2 separate regions of the Homo sapiens genome follow, and region 2 is linked to region 1. The links are chromatin loops, found by intact Hi-C in ENCODE. Cell type or tissue: heart left ventricle. All regions are shown on one strand. Each heading gives the region's core, and the rest is flanking DNA. Links, peaks and the distances in the headings are about the cores only.

Region 1 (9,009 bases), core at 1,010-9,009:
AGAGCACAGACATAGAACATTTCCATTATCCAGAACTTCCTATTGGACAGTGCTGGTCTACATGGCATTTCTCCGTTTTCCTCAGGCACAATGAGCCACTGCAGGCTTTTGAGGAGAAGAGTGACAAGCTGAGAGCTGTGTTTTAGGACAGCTATCCTAGAGCTATGTGTGGGCAGAGAGTAGCAAGCAGGTTAGTTAGGAGGCTAGGGTAAAAAGGCAGACAGGGGACACATTTGTCATATGCCCTAGTGAGGCACAGAATCAGGGAACAGGAGGTCTGCAGGTTTCAGGACCGGCCAGTTCAGGGAGAAAAGGGACTAGCCGTGATTATCAGGTCACTGGTGATTTATTTATCACTTCCTTGAAGTATTAAAATGGTTTTGTTACACTGCAGCTCTCATTAGAGACCTGCACAAACAAAAGTCAGCTTTAAAAGATCTGCAATAAAAACCAAGGGACTGGAAAGTGAGGGAGCAGAGGTGAAAAGAAAGAGGAAGCCAGGAGAGGGGACTGCTAGGTGGCCTCCAACACACACCCCCAGCCTGGTGGCGGCAGTTCATGGTGGTAAATGTGCTCACTAAAGCTCCAGACGAGAATGTCTTTTCAGGCGGCCCTTTTAAAGTGATGGAACAACTAGTACAAAATTAAACAGGATAAATGACGTTAACTGACTGGTCCTTTGTATCAGACTCAAAAGACGGTAATTAGAACGGCCACATAGAAACTCTGCAGTCAGAACACTAAAACTCATTAATGAGGATTTGAAACTAAAAAAAAGTTTTAAATAGATAGAATGAGCTTTCCAGAGTGTTTGTAAGGACCAGATGAGATTTCCTGTCACTTCCTTTCCTGGTACCCACCACTCTACTGTTGTGATTTCCCTCGACTGATCTTTTCAGCAGATGGGCCAGAGGACGCTGCGTTCTGATGCCTTCACAAAAGGCAACAATAGACCTTCAGCAGACTGGGTTTTGCACCAAGAACTCTCTCCTGCAGCAGAATTGAAAATTTCCTTCCACTTGGCTCCTTTGGAAAGACCTAGGAAAGGGCAGGTTTCCTTGTACATACCCACAGACCCTGAAGCCCTCTTCCAACCCATGAGAAGGGCAGCCAGAGGCAGACACCCCACACACACATACAGGGAACCTAGTGCTAATATCTGTGTTATTTACTGATGAAAAGAATAAATGCGGCAGAATCACTTCTTTGTGGGACTGAATAAACATAAATCTTGCTCTAGAAGTCCGTATGTTTAAGTAACCCACATAAACTGACAATTCAGACCCAAACATCTCACTCAAAGATGGCTGAATTTTGGAAGTGAGGAGACTAAATAACAAAACACCTAACTCCTTTTGCGCAGGTGTTAGTATGCCTCCCTCCAATGTCATCTCTGCAAAAAGATTCCCCTTTCCACTGCGGACACTTAAAATCCTTTCTGACTCAACTGAGAGGTGTTTTACTTCTATTGAATCTTCCCATGCCAGAAAGACGGATTCCCTATCTGAGAATAGGAGGCAAAAAGAAATCTTTTGTACTGAGGACCAAGTTTTAAGTATGTTGTACTTTCCTTTCCTGTTTAGGTGAAAGCATGAGAAAATGCCCCTCCTCTTATTTACAAGTATTTGCACTTTCCAGAAGCATGACTTTCAGAGCTCCAAAAAGGTCCCCCAAATTATTTTCTCCTAAAAAAGCTTAAAGAGAAGCCAACTGTGGTAGTTTTTTTTTACTCTCTGGCTCTGTAAATATGCATGTCTCTTTAGACAAATGCAAATGAGCAGCCTTGTTATGTGTGAATTTCAAGACAACTTTACTTTTATTGCAAAATCTACCTCTCTTAGAAGACAAGAAATCTGCCAGAAACCTGAGGACCTCCTTCAACTCCTCACGGGCCCGAAGTAGGGCTCACTGATTTGGTTAGTTTTCACCAGGGCACCCCTAAATGTGAGATTGTCTGAAGGAGATCCCCCCGAGTCATGGTAAACACCTACTAGCATGGGTCAAGCTGGGACAGGAACCTCCCTGCGGAGCAGTCAGAGAATAATCATCCTAGCTCAGGCCCACGTGGTGCTTACTTTGTGGCAGCCCCTGCTCTCCGTGTTTTATGTATGTTAATTCATTTTCTCCTCACAAGTCTATGAAGTAGGTCTTATGATTTTACTTCCATTTTACAGATGAGGAAAAGGAGGCCTGAAATTATCAGTGTTAAGTGGGAGAGATGAGGTGTGAACTCAGGCAGGCTGTGTTCTAATCCCTAAGCCACACCACCTGTGCCAGAAGGATGCAAATTTTATAAACCATCTCTCGGGAGACACATGAAGCCAAAGGTCTAACTTAATGATGACCTCTGTGAGACATAAAAGACACATTGTAAAATGCTGGCACTCTGCAAAATGTAAACAAATTACGGAAAAAAGGATTAGGGTTTAAAAGTAATAAATAGCACAAGTATGGCTAATAAATTAGGGCAGAGGAGATTGAAATGGAAGACCTGCCCCAACACATGGAGCAATGCAAAGGTCTCTGTCCCAGCTGAAGCCAACACATGGAGCAATGCAAAGGTCTCTGTCCCAGCTGAAGACCTCCAGGTACACATGCTTTCCTTCCCTGCTAGCTATTCTCAAGACCTTCCCCACAAATCATTAAGAGGTCTTTACGGTTATTTGGTGAACCATTACTTCTCTCTTCTCACCTTCCCGTAAGAATAACACTCCTACTTCATCAATCACCAATTGCTTAAGGAAATTTATGACAGGTCCAAATAGTGAAGAAAAGGTGAAGAAATCATCTTCACTTTTATGCCGCAAGTTTTATGGCACTCAGAAAAGTTGGTGGTCTCTTTTCCATAGAGCTGTGATGGCTACCCACTTGTACAGGACTGTATATTTAGAATGCTCACAGAAGGGATGCTACAGACAGGAAAAAAGTATGCCATCCAGGGGCCATCTTGGCATATCAAAGGACATTAACAGTGGCTTGTACCTTCCCCTAGGTCACCTACGAAAATTTGGCAGTGATAACTCACTTTTCCTTCACAACTGGTGAAACCTGGACTAGTATTCGTTGGCTAATTTGAAATCAGTCATGTTCTTTCCAGATCCCTGAGACCCAAGAGCTGAGTCAATGAACTGAGGAGGTCATCAAGAGAGACAGGTTTGGCCTGGCCCCACAGCAGGGGGAAGCCTGGAGCCAGGGACCTCCTAACAGAGGAAGGCAGAGGAGCCTTCTGAAGTGCAAACTGGAGAAAAGCAATTGAGCACTGATTTTAGGATCTTACTTGTAGTTTTTCTCCCAGAATTTCACTGGCCTGACATATGATGTGATGAAAATGACACTCCCAAGAAATGGGCTCAATGGGGTAGAAAAGATTGATGTGGCAATCGTCTGAAAGAAAAGCATGGCAGAATCTGAGAATGTTGAGTTAAGGCAAAAAAAAAAATTATGATTCTTAGATTTTTAAAACATTATTTCAAATTTTGATGAGTTTTCACTAAAGTCATTTTTTCCACCAAAGAAAGAACAAAGAACACACACTTAATCTCTCTATGTATAGATTTATAAATATAAAACTTTCAGTAGTACCCTGCTAGGTCTCATTTCACCACCACGTAAACCAAATGATTCTCATAAAAATCTCAGCAGTCTTAGTCTGATTCATGGCAAAGGTTTAATATCTAAGGATTGAAAAGAACAGTTTCTTTTCACTAAGATTATTAGCTGAACAAAACACACTAGGGTACATTTGCTAAAGTATCAAGTAGCTTTGTAAATAATTAATATTAGATGATACTTTTTGAAAATAAATAATATAACTGTTTGGGAAGGTAGCATCTCTGTTTCTTGAAGAATGTTTTCCCACTGTTTGAAATATCTATCCATCTATCTATCTAGGTAGATGGATACACAGATAAACAGATATCGTATGTTGAACACCACTGGTTCAATTCAAGTCATATCTAGTTTTTAAGCAAAAAACACCACATGCACATGAAGTAAGTGTTTTGTGGGCCAAGTTGCTTCTTTAGGCATTCTTATATGAGTTTCTCACGTACTGGCATGCATCAATTTCACACACCTTGCTTGATCAAAGAGGTAATTGCTCAATATTAAACTTAGCATGTCTGTTGCTTTTGGCTTAAGCCCAATGGATCCTTGGTGATTAGTCGCGAGGAGCCAGAAGCAACAGTTCTCTGAGCAAGCTGGTCCCTTCAGGTCTCACTCCATCACTGAAGACTCCTAGCTGCCAATCACTCACCATCATTGTGGTGCAGAGGTTCTGTGGGGCCTGTGGTTGGAAGCACAAGAGAGAACTGCTGGCCAGAATCCATGGGGGTGGCAGAAGTCAGTGGAGAGCCAGACTGCCCAGGTCGTATAATATCGACATCCTTCCTGGTCCTAGGGTATTAGGACTTGGATCATTCTACTACAGATCTGATCTGACCTCCTACAAGGCTGATCTTCCTGCTGGGAAGTTGTTGACAGCTGTATCTCTCTCACTGCTGAACTAAGGAGGATCTTATTTCTGTAACCCATGTTGCAAAAGTTCTGTCAGAGAGTAAAAAAGAAATGCTTGGCACAGACAGGAAGACTCTGCATTTCATTATCAAGAATATAGAAGTAACTCGGACTTCTAAGTAGTTTAACATAACGTTAAACAAATTATGTGATAAAGGGGTGGGGGTGGAAGTGGGGATTCCCTAACAGCCCTATTTATATGTAAGATATAAAAAAGGGAGTGAGTCTTGTGCTGTCCACACTTTCACATACATTTTCGTAGATTTAAAATCAGATTAAAAAAACGTAGCCAGGCATTGTGGTGCACACCTGCAGTCCCAGCCACACAGGAGGCGGAGGTGAGAGGATCTCTTGAGCCCAGGAGTTTGAGGCTGCAGTGAGCTAGAATTGCACTGTTGCACTCCAGCCTGGGCAACAGAGTGAGACCCTCCCTCAAAAAAAAAAAAAAAAATCATGATTTTTTTTTTTTCAAGAGTGACTTTTTTTTTTAAAACTTTCTATTTACTCCCAAGCATTTTCAAGAGTAAAATGTCACATCCTCCATTAATAATCCATTCCAATGTTGAATTGTTTAGGTATCAAAAAGATCTCTATTGTGCTGCAATTTAAATCCAATTCTTTTTATTTTGACCTAGGTTCAAATAGAGAACTACAGAACAATATGCTACTGTGATATCTATTATCACCCATCAGTTTCCTCTTCTGAAAGCTGAAAATACCTAAATACTTCTGCCACAAAACACAACAAATTAGCTATTATGCTCCTCATCATTGGAAGAAAAGGGAATTGCATGCAAGATATCATTGAGTGAAGGTATTGAAAAAAATATTAGAAAGCAGAGTCAGGTCAGAGGTGGAGTTTTCTGAGGGGCTGTGTTGAGAAGAATGGAAGAGGGAGAAGTCCCCACATCAGGGGACAGAGGGTGTGATGGGGCTTGCAGAGGAACCAGGACAAAACCAAGTGGAGCCAGGGCTGGGCAGATGTGCTAATATGTGATCATCTGGCTAAGTCTGTCTAATTTTTAGAAGACAGTAGTCTTGCATGGTCTCTACACATATTAAAAGGGGGGCTGATGTGGCTCTTGTTTTTGATTCTAAAATTTCCCCAGAGATTACACTGTACATTTTTTAAATGCCAGAAACAATTATCCAAAATTTAAGAAGTGAGGAAACTGTGCTAGTCTAAAAATAAAGTTCAATGTGGTAGGAAAGGAAATGACGTTTAACAGGTTAGAGGGAGGGTGGCAGTGAATAGAGAGGATCTTTTTTGGGGGGAAGATCAGTAAAGAATTATAGCACACTCTGGGCAAATATGAAAGTCTGTCACTACTACTGGCAAGGCAGTACCAAGAAAGAAGAGCTACTAAGAGGAGCAGGCACATAAAGCCCTCTTTATTTCTTTCTAAGAGAAATAGCTGAGAGATTAACCTGAGGGGTAGATGCTCACTCCTTTAAAAGCACACTTAAAATGAAAACATCAATTATTTGTTTTGTTTGTTTTTTGTTTTTGTTTTTTTTGAAATGAAGTCTCGCTCTGTCACCCAGGCTAGAGTGCGGTGGCACCATCTCAGCTCACTGCAACCTCCGCCTCCCAGGTTCAAGCGATTCTCTTGCCTCAGCCTCCCCAGTAGCTGGGTACACAGGCGCCCACTACCATGCCCGGCTAATTTTTTTGTATTTTTAGTAGAGACGGGGTTTCACCGTGTTAGCCAGGATGGTCTCAATCTCCTGACCTCATGATCTGCCCTCCTTGGCCTCCCAAAGTGCTGGGATTACAGGCGTGAGCCACTGTGCCCAGCCAGAAAACATCAATTATTAACAGATTTTTAAAAATCATTAGAAGCGCAGAAGGATGCACCAAGTAGAAAGCAGCCCTCCCAATCTCCGGGTTTACTATAGAGAATCTGGCTAAGTATTTCTAATTATTAGAAGACAATGGTCTTGCATGGTCTCTACACATATTAAAAGGGTGAATATTCTCATCTTTCCCTGGAGGTTACAAGCTCAGAAGCTAACAGAGGCTATGGAGGGAGAAAACATGCTAGTACTGGAAAAAGCAATTTACCAAACAGTGCCCTGCTGGCCTGAAAGCTAATTCAATTCCAAAACAGAGCAAATTAGTCCCTTTTCAATGCTGAGATGGAGCCCACAGCTTCTTAATAGAGTGATAAAATAATTAACATTTCACAATAAGCCAAGATCCAGGGCTGACACTTAATAACTTAATAGCTTTGTCTGGGTGGCATGTATATCTAGTTTTTCAACTATTGATCTCATTATATTCTGAACAGCATGATGTTGGACTCCAAGGAACAAATATCTACCTTTACAACTGATGAAGGATGAGGGGGCCGTCCATGGGTACGGGGGAGAGGGTAAAGATCCTGTCAGTGGCCAGCCTCCAGCCTCCAGGGAGGTCAATTTGAAGGCTCTGTATCTTAGCAGAAGGGGTGGAAGTGGGTGTCACTAACAGGGCCAGGCTTAGGAACAAAACAAGGGGATCCACTGAGTGCTGTAAAATGGAACCACCAAATGCCCAATAAAATCTGCATCTCGAATGTTTCCATGTTGTAAGACAATTAGTCTGTATATCATGAAAGTATGTAAATTTAATGCTCACTGTGCACAAGCTGAGATAAATCCTAACGCTGTCTTTATTCTTATAGGACTTATTAAGTGCCAAATACCATGTGCTCATGTGTGAACCCTCAACACGAATATAGGGCAAGTATTTGAAAATTATGGTTCCCACAACAGTCTTAATTCAGTCGTGGAACTCCAAGGAATAATCAGTAATATTGAATTCACCTAACAAGGCATAAACACCAACAAGAAATGCTACAGACAGATGCAAGTCCAAAGTTATGACATCAGGAATTATAACCTCAAGTTTTAAATTCTTGGTGTAACTCCTCAACAACAAATTTGCATTAATCTAATCATTTTCATTTAATAAACATGCTTTAAATTCTAAAGAGGAAACTTTAGAAATACGTCAGAAAGAGATTAAAAATCAACTCAATATTTCACCTGTTTTTGTTTTAAAGGACTCTGGAAAACTGAAATTACTGGCTTTATAGAAAATGATTGCAGCTAAAGGGAAAGGGTGGTGCACAAGCTCAGGCTTTGCAAACATGTATATAATTTTCCTTAGCTTGTTCTGCCAAATGACCTTGAAACACTTTAGAAATATCAATGCACATCTAAGAATAGCAACATAGAACAATGTGTATTGTGAGATCCACTCTTCGTATGCTTAACATTTTTTTTAAAAAAAGTTAGGGCCTGGAAGAAATCATTTTTCAAAATATAAAATATATTATCACTCAAGGATTATCCTAAGTATGTTTCCATTCCTGTACACCAAGTTAAGGTCATAGAGATTCCTTAAGAATTGTCTTAATGAGCCTTATGTAAATTTCATATGGAAGAGAGTTCTGAGTGGTCATTCAAGTTAGCTAACAGCAGCCCTGATGGATTGCCAGAGTTGAGAACTGTGGTTTACACACACTGATGGCATAAGAATCACCAAGAAAGCTTGTGGAAAGACAGATTCTAGGATCCCGCCCAGTGAAATTTGATTTAAAAAGTATGAGTTGGGTCCAGGAATCTACTTAGTTAATTAGTTCCTCCAGGGATTCTGATGCAAGTGGTCCCTGTTTCCTGGGAAACACACAGGTTTAAAAACTCTAAATTCACTGGGAAGGAAAACCTTTGAGGACATATTTTAGGCCTGAGTCAAATTTTAATTAATCTCTTTCTTCAAGAGTATTTTTAAAGCAATTTCTCTCTCCGCTTCCCCTTACCCACGCGTGCACATATATAAAACTTAGCTATCAATGTCAAAGTGATGTTTAGAAGGAGCATCTCAAAATTTGTTATGAAGTAAATTAAAACTATTATGTAAACATTGTAAAACACACATGGAAACCAAGGCTTCTTGGCTAATAGCCACTAAAAGACCATAATTTAATTTTTTAGTCTTCCCAATGCTGTTTGTACCTAATCTTGTGTTTCTGAATATTACTGAAGTATAATATGATAACCATACTATAAAATAATATACACTTGATAAAAATGTATTGAATGCATTAAACCTATCCACAATGCTTAATAACAGCAAATTTATTTGCACTATTTTGCACAAGGCAACCCAATCATTTAAGCAGTTTAAAAGACAGGGTACCTTAATGCAGATCTGGGCATGGGAAATGGAAGGACCAGAAAAAATAAAAGTAACTCCTGAATATGCATTAAGAAGCAGGAAGAGTTCAAAATAAAGAAATATCTTTTAAGGCTAAGTGGCCTAAAGGGATCCAAAGTGCCTCTTCATGTCCCCATTAAAATGTAATCTTATAGACTTTAAAATCTTTTTATTGCCAGGGGTCAATGAAAAGCTTGCTTCCGTAAAATGTGAATCTCAGCTGGAGGGTGAAAATAGAAGCAGAAAGGATACGAGGAATGGCAAAGAGCTGAGCAAACACGTGAAACGAA
Region 2 (9,028 bases), core at 627-8,626, 51 kb after region 1:
AATATTACTTCTAAATGGACCCTCTCTGAATTATTTATTTGACTCTGCTAGAGTCTTAGCCCTTGCATCTGCCTTCTCTAACAACTTGGCCTCAACCCCACAGGCTTAGCTCAAGGTCCTTGTCCTGAAGTTGAATAGGGAAAACTTTAAATCCTTTAGCTCAATTTCCCAGAGTGGCACTGGTACCTTCTTTGCTACTCTGGCTTTGAATATGTGTTCCCATTCGAGAAACTGAGGCTCTACCTTGTTCTCAGGGGGAGTTGCAGGGTCAACCAGGACTGTACCATACTGGGAATCCCTGCCTTAGAGAAGCTCACAAAGTTCTAAATTCTGGTCATCTCCTAGATTGGGTCCCACTTAAACTGTATAAGGGGTCTGAAGTCCAATCATCTGCTTTTCTAAATCCAGTGAAACTAATTCTCATCTCTGGATTTGAAGTCTAGAATTTTAAGTATCAAAGAACATAGAATTCTTGCCCTGGTCTGACAGAAACAGGTCTGGACTAGAAGGAAGGCAGAGTTCAATAAGGACAGGTTATGGGATCATTTCATTTAGTGTCTGCTTTGTGTGACTATGAATCTACTCAAAGTCCAACAGAGTATTAAAATGCCTTTTATCTTAGCCTGCTCAATCTTTGGAGAATATTAATTAATTTGTCCTCATGACACCCTGAAAGGAAGAGCAGGTTTGAATTAGCATGTTTGGGATTATGCATCAGGGTTGACTTGGATACATAGTGTTTAAGCAACGTGACTAATGAGCAAATCTGGGAAAGAATCTCTTTTATATCCTCCTACTCTAACAACTTCTTTGACCAGCAACTTTTGCCTTTCATCAGAATGACAAATCTACAGATTATCAAGGAGATTTCCATGTTGTAAATTCAGAATTAATTTTAATATATGAAACCAATAACTCGACTGTACATTGTTAATGCTTTGAAAGACATGGGCATCTTGACAGAATGAAGTCTCTGTGCCAGTTTTTAAATTACGAGGCTTCTCTTGATAAATTCAGAGACAGCAGTGACAGTGATTAATTTCCCCCTCCCACAAGCACAAAATGATAGAGTATTTGCTAAATGAAATGACATGAAGCAGTTCATAAAGCTCTAAGCATGATGTTAAGAACTCCAGGAATCCTGGACTCACACTGTGCTTCCGTCTTCTTATTAAGGCTCACTGACTAAGCTTCTGCAGGATGATTTTCAAATCTACTGACATTTATTCACAATATCATTTCAAGCAGATCTAACTTCATTTGCACCCCAGTCATTCTACAATAACTGTCTAGCTCCAGTGGGTTTTGAGTAAAAGACCACCATGGCTTATTTTTACATGGCCAATCACAGTCGGTAAAGGTTGGCTTCTTCTGCAGATTGTTTACAGAAAATTCACTCGATTTTGAAAATGTGACCCAAATCATTATGAAGATAAACCATTAACCACTTACTGGGTACCAAGTCTCCGGTGATTGCTTATTAAAAATGCATCAATAGTGAGGGCATTCAAAATTAGCGCTGGGTACAAGATGTATTTTTCAAAACACTGAAGCCAAACATAGAGTCTTTCGAACCACATTAAATGGGCAACATCTGAAAGAAATATAAAAACCACTTAGAACAACCACCGATCAAAGTATTTTTCTTTAAGTACAGGTAATAATAAGTAATATTCCCCCCCTTTAATTCAAAAGCTGCTAATTAAGAACTCGTGATACTAGACATGATATACCATTTTTTTCCAGGCAGCAACTGTTAGCTTTGCTTCTACACAGTTCATAAATAATAATATACATACAGTAATATAGGCCAGCATCCCAATTGTTCAAGTCAATTGATTTCTTCATATATAATTTACTGAGACCAATGAATGGGCTGTCACATAGCATCAAGTCATCTTAGCGTAGTAAGGGTGGAAGGTGAAGGATGAAGAGTTGGAAAAAATCCCTTATGTCTGTCTCCTTTTAAGCTAGGGTTCACTTCTGTGGCTGAAGCTAGTTTCTGGGCTTTCTTCTCTCCCTTTTTAATCTTTAAACCACAAACAAATCCCTGGGCAATATATGCAAATAAGACACAGCTGACTCCCAAACCCCAGCCACTATGAATCTATTACCTTCTTCTGAGTGCTTACAACAAAGGAAGTACCACAAAGATTGAAGTCTATTTCCATTAAGGGCTAAGGTTTTAAGTTAGACCAACCTGGGTTTGCATTCAGTCTCTACCAACCACTAGTGAATGACCTTGAATTATTAGCTTCATCTTTTCGAGCCTTAGTTTTTTGTGTCCTGCCCATCCTCTGAGTCTGCTGATGGGGAAGAGGTTCTTTCCACCTCCTACTCCTCATGGCAGGAGATGGGGTAATGAGGAATGCATGCTTGCCCATCTGGGGAGCCCGTGCTTTTCTCTCTGGGGAGGAGGAGCAGCTGGCGTGAGTGGTCAGAGCACAAACTTCCTTAGGTCACATTCAGCGGTGGGGAAATGCTTCATCCCTGCCTCTTGGAACTGGAACAAGAGCCAGGACTCTCCTCTGCTTCCCAACTTGAGGAGAGCACAGCAGGTTCAGGCCCAGGGCCCTCGGCTAGGCCCCTCTCATTCCCTGCCCCCTCCTCTCTGTCTGTCAGTAATTGGGAGGCTGCAGTGGGCCCCCACCTACCAGCAAATGAACCAGCTCTGCTGTGGGCTTCATGCTCTCCACAGCAAGCCTCAAAGCTTAAAGCTGCAAGGTGCCAGGCAACTCCATTACACCTCTGGAATCACATTCTTCAACAATTTATAGTAAAAAAAAAAACTTTACCCTACAATGACCTAGAGTTAAAAAGAGAGTTATGTAGTTTTTACATTGGGTTGCACAAGAACAACTCACAAAAGAGAAAAAGTTCAAGCTGACAAAACAGCCTGTTCCTTCCAGGTCTCTTATCCAAGATTAGCATACAAATTGTCTGTTTCCAATCAGCTTCACTGGGGCTCTGCATGACAGATCTCAGGAAGTATCATAAACACACACACACAAATAGAAACTATTTTACTTTCTACTTGATATGGCTCATATTTCTATATAAGAATATATCATCTTGGTAACTCAAAAACAAAACTACTTTCATTTGATTAAAAATATGAAGAGAGACCGGGTGCGGTGGCTCATGCCTGTAATCCCAACACTTTGGGAGGCCAAGGTGGACAGATCACTTGAGGTCAGGAGTTGGAGACCAGCCTGGCCAACATGGCGAAATCCGACTCTACTAAAAATACAAAAGTTAGCTGGGCATGGTGGCATGTGCCTGTAATCCCAGATATCCTGGAGGCTGAGGCAGGAGATTCACTTGAACCCGGAACCCGGGAGGCAGAAGTTGCAGTGAGCCGAGATTGTGCCGCTGCACTCCAGCCTGAGTGGCAGAGAGAGACTCCATCTCAGAAAAAAGAAAAAATATATATATATGTGTGTGTATATATATATCTGTGTGTGTAAATGTGTATATATATATATGGGTATATATGTGTGTGTATATGTATATGTGTGTGTGTGTGTGTGTGTGTGTGTATATGAAGAGAGACTTGGCATTTAGAAATCTTACTTGAAAAGAATTCATTCGAATGGGCTAGGAATGGTGAGAATAGACAGCGTGAAAGTCCTTCAAGATATTGGAAATAAAGTATTATCAGTACAAACACTCCAACAATGAGCTTAATAAATAGAAGAGACAATGAGAAATCATCCAGATAAAAATAAAAAGAAGTTTTAGTGACAGATGAAACAGGGAGGAAGAGTGGGAGGAGAATAAAGTTCAAAGAGCAAGGATGTTGGGCAGGAATTCAATGTTGAATATTCTTAATGGACAAAGTATAATTTTTTCTGGAGTAGATTTGGAAATGTGTTATTTCATAATGAATGTTTTATACACAATAAAGTCTAGACATATTAGACATTTTACATATAGATTAAAGGATTTTAATCTGTTGTGAAAGCATGTGGGCTGTCACATAGCATCAAGTCATCTTACAGTAGTAGAGTAGTAAAAAAAAATCTTCAAGACCACTCCTGCATTCCCTCCCAGCAACTGTCTTTGACCTCCACTTTCGGGAGAAAATAAAGTCTATGAGGTACAAATGCCCTCCAACTACAAATTCATTTATACTCATATCTACTACTGGCTCCTCCTGAAGCCAAGCTCCATCCATGTCCTGCATCCTGTGCTCCTGCCATCTTGGTTCAGTAGCCACTCCCTGCCTCAACACTAGCTCTTTCCCAAGGCAAGTGGCAAGATCCCAGTCTTCTCTGTGTGGAAAACTCACCTTCCACCCTGAACCTCCTTCTAGAGCTCACTCTGGCCTTTTCTGTACTTCTCAGCTTCTTGGAAAGCTTGTCAATATCTGATGTTCCCACTTCTGTGTCTCCCACTTACTGGGGACACCTCTGCCCCTGGGTATTTGCAGCTACCCTTGCCCTGACATGCATGTGGCAGGACCTCTTGTGACCTCCTGATGGTCAAATAACTGATACTTCTCAGTCTCTCTTACTGGACTTTTCTGACGCATAAAACATCACTAAATCCTCCCTCCTTTTGAAAACTCACTCTGCCCTTAGCTTCCCCATCCCACCATCCCCAGCTTGTGCTCAAACCTTTTGCTCTACTCTTCTCCCATTTCCTCTGTCATCTCCTCTTCCCCTATCCCTGGTCATCTGCTTTCCTTCTCCCCCTATTATTTTTCTTATCTTCTTGAGCTAATGTCTTCAACACCCGTAACTTTAATTATTACTTCCATGCTGATGACACTCAAATCTATAACTCAATATCTCATCTTTCTCCTGGACTTCAGATCTAAATAATCAATTGAATAGCTTCATCTGATGTCCCAAAGGAACTTTCAAATACAACATGTCACAAACGTAATGCTGTCAACCTGTACACACCTTCTCTTCCTCATACATTCTTGCATTCACTTAGCCATGCAGACAATATACCCAGAGTCATCCTAAATCAGCTCTTCTCACTTCTCATAGCTGTACGTTGAAATCACTTCGGGGCAAAGCTGAAAAACACTGTCCTAAATGGTGATTCTCAAACATCAACATGCAAATAAGTCCCTTGTTAAGATGCAGAGTCTGATGCAGTAGGTCTGGAATGGAGCCAGACATTCTACATTTCTAATAAACTTCTAAGTGATGCAAATACTCCTGGACCTCAGGGAATACTTTCAGGAACAGCAGAGCCAGCAGTACCAGCATCCCCTAGGAATTTGTTACAAATGTAAATTCTCAGATTCAATCCTGGACCCAATGAGTCAGAAATTCTGCGGATTGGGCCCTGGGCAAGGCAATCTGTGTTTTGACGAGTCCTACAAGTGATTCTGATACATGCTCCAGTTTGAGAACCATTTTCTGGATGATCTTCCTCTATACATGGAGACTAAAGGACTGAAGGACTAAACTGGGTTGATTCCATGTGCTCACTCTCTGCATGTCTATCCCTTCTTTTCTGTCTTCCATGCTCTTAATCACTTTTGCCTAAAAAATTATAATTATCTTTTATGCAGATAAACTGTTTCCTAAACCAGCCAGATGTGTACACTGTATTCTAATCCTTCTTATCTGTCTCTACTTGAGGACTTGTTTCTTGCAATGATCCCCCATTCTCCTGCATTACTTGGATTTTTTTCTCTTTACCGAATCATTCTCATCAGAAAAAAAAATTGCTATAATATCTTCCATTAAAAATATACCCCAAGCCTGGGCAATATAGGGAGACCCTGTCTCTACAAAAAGTTTAAAAATAAGCTGGGCATGGTGGTGTGTGCTTGTAGTCCCAGCTACTTGGGAGGCTGAAGTAGGAGGATTGCTTGAACCCGAGAGGTTGAGGCTGTAATAAGCCGTGATTACACCACTGCACCCCAGCCTGGACAACAGAGCGTAGACCCTGTCTCAAAAACATGAAAAAAATACCCTCTTTTGGCCTTACATTTTCTTTCAGATGCTGGTTATTTTCCAGGCACTACCCGGAAAATATTTTCATTTTTTAAAAATGTAGCTACACTCATTTTCTCAACAACCTTATCTTCCTTTTCTTTTTAAGTTTACTTCAGTCAGGTAACTTTTTAAGTTTACTCCAGTCATCAAAACCTAGTTATAGAGTACATAACTAGGTGTAGAATTCATAGGTTATCAGGTGTGCATATAGCAAGCTTCAGCAGATAATGACAAATAATTGTCCAAAGGTATTGTGCCAATTTACACTCTCGCAGATGGTACCAGAGAGTTCCTTTTTGTTCCACATCTTTGCCAAAATGTTTTTTCTCTTCTTAATTTTTGCCATGCTGCCCTGTGTAGAGTGGTATCATATTATGGTTTTATTTAACATTTATTTAATGACTCATGCAGACGAGTATCTTTTTACATGTTTACTGGCCATTTGGATACACACTTTTGTGAAGTAGTTCTTCATTCTGTTGCCTGGTTCTTTTTCCTATTGGATTATATGTCTTTTCCTTATTGATTTTTGGGAGTTCTTTATACATTCTAGGTATGAGTCTTTAGCCAGTATATGTATGAAGAAAAACTTCTCCCATTTTATGGTTAGATTTTCACTCTCTTAATAGTATCTTTTATAAAAAAGAAATACATAATTTTAATATATTACAACTTCTCATTTTTTCCCACTTAGGGCCTTCGGTGCTATTTGTTGTTGTTGTTGTTTTGTTTTTTTTTTTTGTTTCTTTTTTTTTTTTGAGATGGAGTCTTGCTCTGTCACCCAGGCTGAAGTGCAGTGGCTCAATCTCGGCTCACTGCAAGCTCCGTCTCCCGGGTTCAAGCCATTCTCCTGCCTCAGCCTCCCAAGTGGCTGGGACTACAGGCGCCTGCCACCACGCCCGGCTAATTTTTTTGTATTTTTTAGTAGAGACGGTGTTTCACCGTGTTAGCCATGATAGTCTCAACCTCCTGACCTTGTGATTCGCCTGCTTCGGACTCCCAAAGTGTTGGGATTACAGCCATGAGCCTCTGCACCTGGCCGGTGCTATGTTTAAGAGAAAAAGATCATGATCACATTCTCCTATGGTTTTCTCTAAGACCTTTATTGCTTTATCTTTCACATTTAGATCAGCAAACTATCCAGCATTGATTATTGTGTATTGTGTAAGACAGGGGCCAAGACTCATTTTTTTCCATGTTAATATCTGATTGACTGCCACCATTTATTGAAAACAACTTCTATTTCCCCCAGCACTGGAGTGAACTGTGATGTTTTATGTGCCTCTACGTGTGCTAGATGCTTTCCTGGAATGACCCTGAGTCTTTTCTGCTTGAGAAATTCCTAATCTGTTTACAGGGCTGGCATCTCGCCTTCTGGAGACCTCAGGCCCCTTTGAGCCCCCTGCTTCCAATACAGTCACTACCGGAGGCTGCCAGGGGCAGGGCATTTGAAGCATCATTCTGGTAGGAGGAGGATTTACCACTGACAGTGTTTAGAATTCTCAGTACATGGTAACAGTAAAAAGGGGTAACTTTTAATTGGTATTTTTATTGTTTTAAAATTCTTTATAAGCCATGCACCCCCTTGCTGACTGCTCCTGGGCAGACCCCACCACTTCCTTACCTTCGGTGCTCTACTGACGTCCCATGTATGGAATAACCATTAGGTGTCTGCCAGACATTGAGCCAGGTGCTCTGTATATACTGGTGTAGCATCTCAAATCCAAAAACCTGGAATCTGAAATGCTCCAAAATCCAAAGCTTTTTGAGCACTGACATGACACCTAAAGAAATGCTCATACGCCACAATCCAAAAGAAACCATAATCAGAAATACGGTCCCAAGCATTTTAAATAAGAGGTACTCAACCTGTATTATTACTTCTAGCTTCAACGCAAAGAATGTTATTCCTTCACGCCATCACTGTACCCTGTGAATTCTATAATTTAAGGAAGTGTCACATCATAGAGTAATTATTCACTTAAATACGAATCTTCCCACTAGATTCTGAATTTGTTAAGGGTAGGTACTATGTACCTACTAGAATGTCTGCCAGAGAGTTGGGGTTTGGTAAATGATTATTACCTTATCATTTTTAGTGGTTGAGGGAATTCTGGATAATTACATTTAACAGAGGTTCTGGGGGAAAAAAGCAGTCTTTTTGAAGTACTTTTCTGATTATGAAATAAAAAAAGTAACTAGCGTATTAAACAACATTTCCTATTTTAATCTCTCATAAAGTACAATCAGTTACAGTTAAGTTTCTTTCTGTACAAAATTATTTTTTCTGATTTCTCAGTTTATAAGAGATCAACAGTGTCAGATTGAGGCCATCACATCAAATGCAATTCAGCCTGCTTATAAAAATACATTTACAGAGTTCTATCAACATTTGTCACCAATTCAGAGAGACATGACAACCTTAGCTATATTCCTGCAAAAAAAATGTAAATGAAGAGAAATATAAGCCAATCTCTTCCCAGTGCTATTAGAAAAACATATGAATTAAAGGAAACATTTGAGTGGCTGGGTCATCACTGTAGAATAGCCCGGGCACCATTTGGATGGGGGAGTAAGAACTAGATTTTCAAAAGCTTGTCACATTTACTTTTAGAAAATGACATTTTCCAGTGAGTGGAGATAGATTGATTTGAGTGGAGGGACATAATCCCATTACAGTCTACAAGGATTTACCACAGGTCATGGCAACAAAAGTAGGTTTTTCATAAGAATTTCAGTTTACTCATCTCAGAAACACATAAAACAATGAATTTCAAATAAAAGAGACAGCACTGATAAGCTCTGAATTCACTATCCATGCCTTTCCAAATATTTCAGAGTGAAATACTTATTCAGTGAGATTCTAACCATCTGAACTACCTGGGGGGTGTGTGTGTGAGCACGTGAAACTATGGTTGACCCTTGAACAAGGGGGAGGTTAGAGACACCAACGCTTGCACAGTCAAAAGTGCGAATTTAACGTTGACTCCCCCAAAACTTAACTACCATTAGTCTAATGTTGATCAGAAGCCTCACTGGTAACATAAACAGATGATTAACACATA

Evidence for each region. A loop is a pair of places that touch in the nucleus more often than their neighbours do. Peaks named below come from ENCODE experiments on the same cell type or tissue, not always from the same donor. Only the 100,000 strongest peaks of a DNase experiment are listed, where the experiment ranks them.
Region 2: it touches region 1 in a loop (8-fold over the local background); 2 of 110 quality-filtered maps call a loop at or near these places.

The regions. Positions count from the first base shown.
Region 1 is chr1:233,086,784-233,095,792 of GRCh38, forward strand. It overlaps PCNX2 (pecanex 2), which reads right to left. Exons shown (of 34, transcript NM_014801.4): 22 at 8,972-9,009; 23 at 3,278-3,407. Among named protein-coding and RNA genes, the nearest start is that of NTPCR, 140 kb to the left of the region's middle. In heart left ventricle, for the core only: no CTCF peak of the experiment used is centred there; no DNase peak of the experiment used is centred there; H3K27ac peaks cover 807 bases.
Region 2 is chr1:233,138,262-233,147,289 of GRCh38, forward strand. PCNX2 (pecanex 2) reads right to left here. Exons shown (of 34, transcript NM_014801.4): 20 at 1,453-1,594. Among named protein-coding and RNA genes, the nearest start is that of PCNX2, 150 kb to the right of the region's middle. In heart left ventricle, for the core only: no CTCF peak of the experiment used is centred there; no DNase peak of the experiment used is centred there.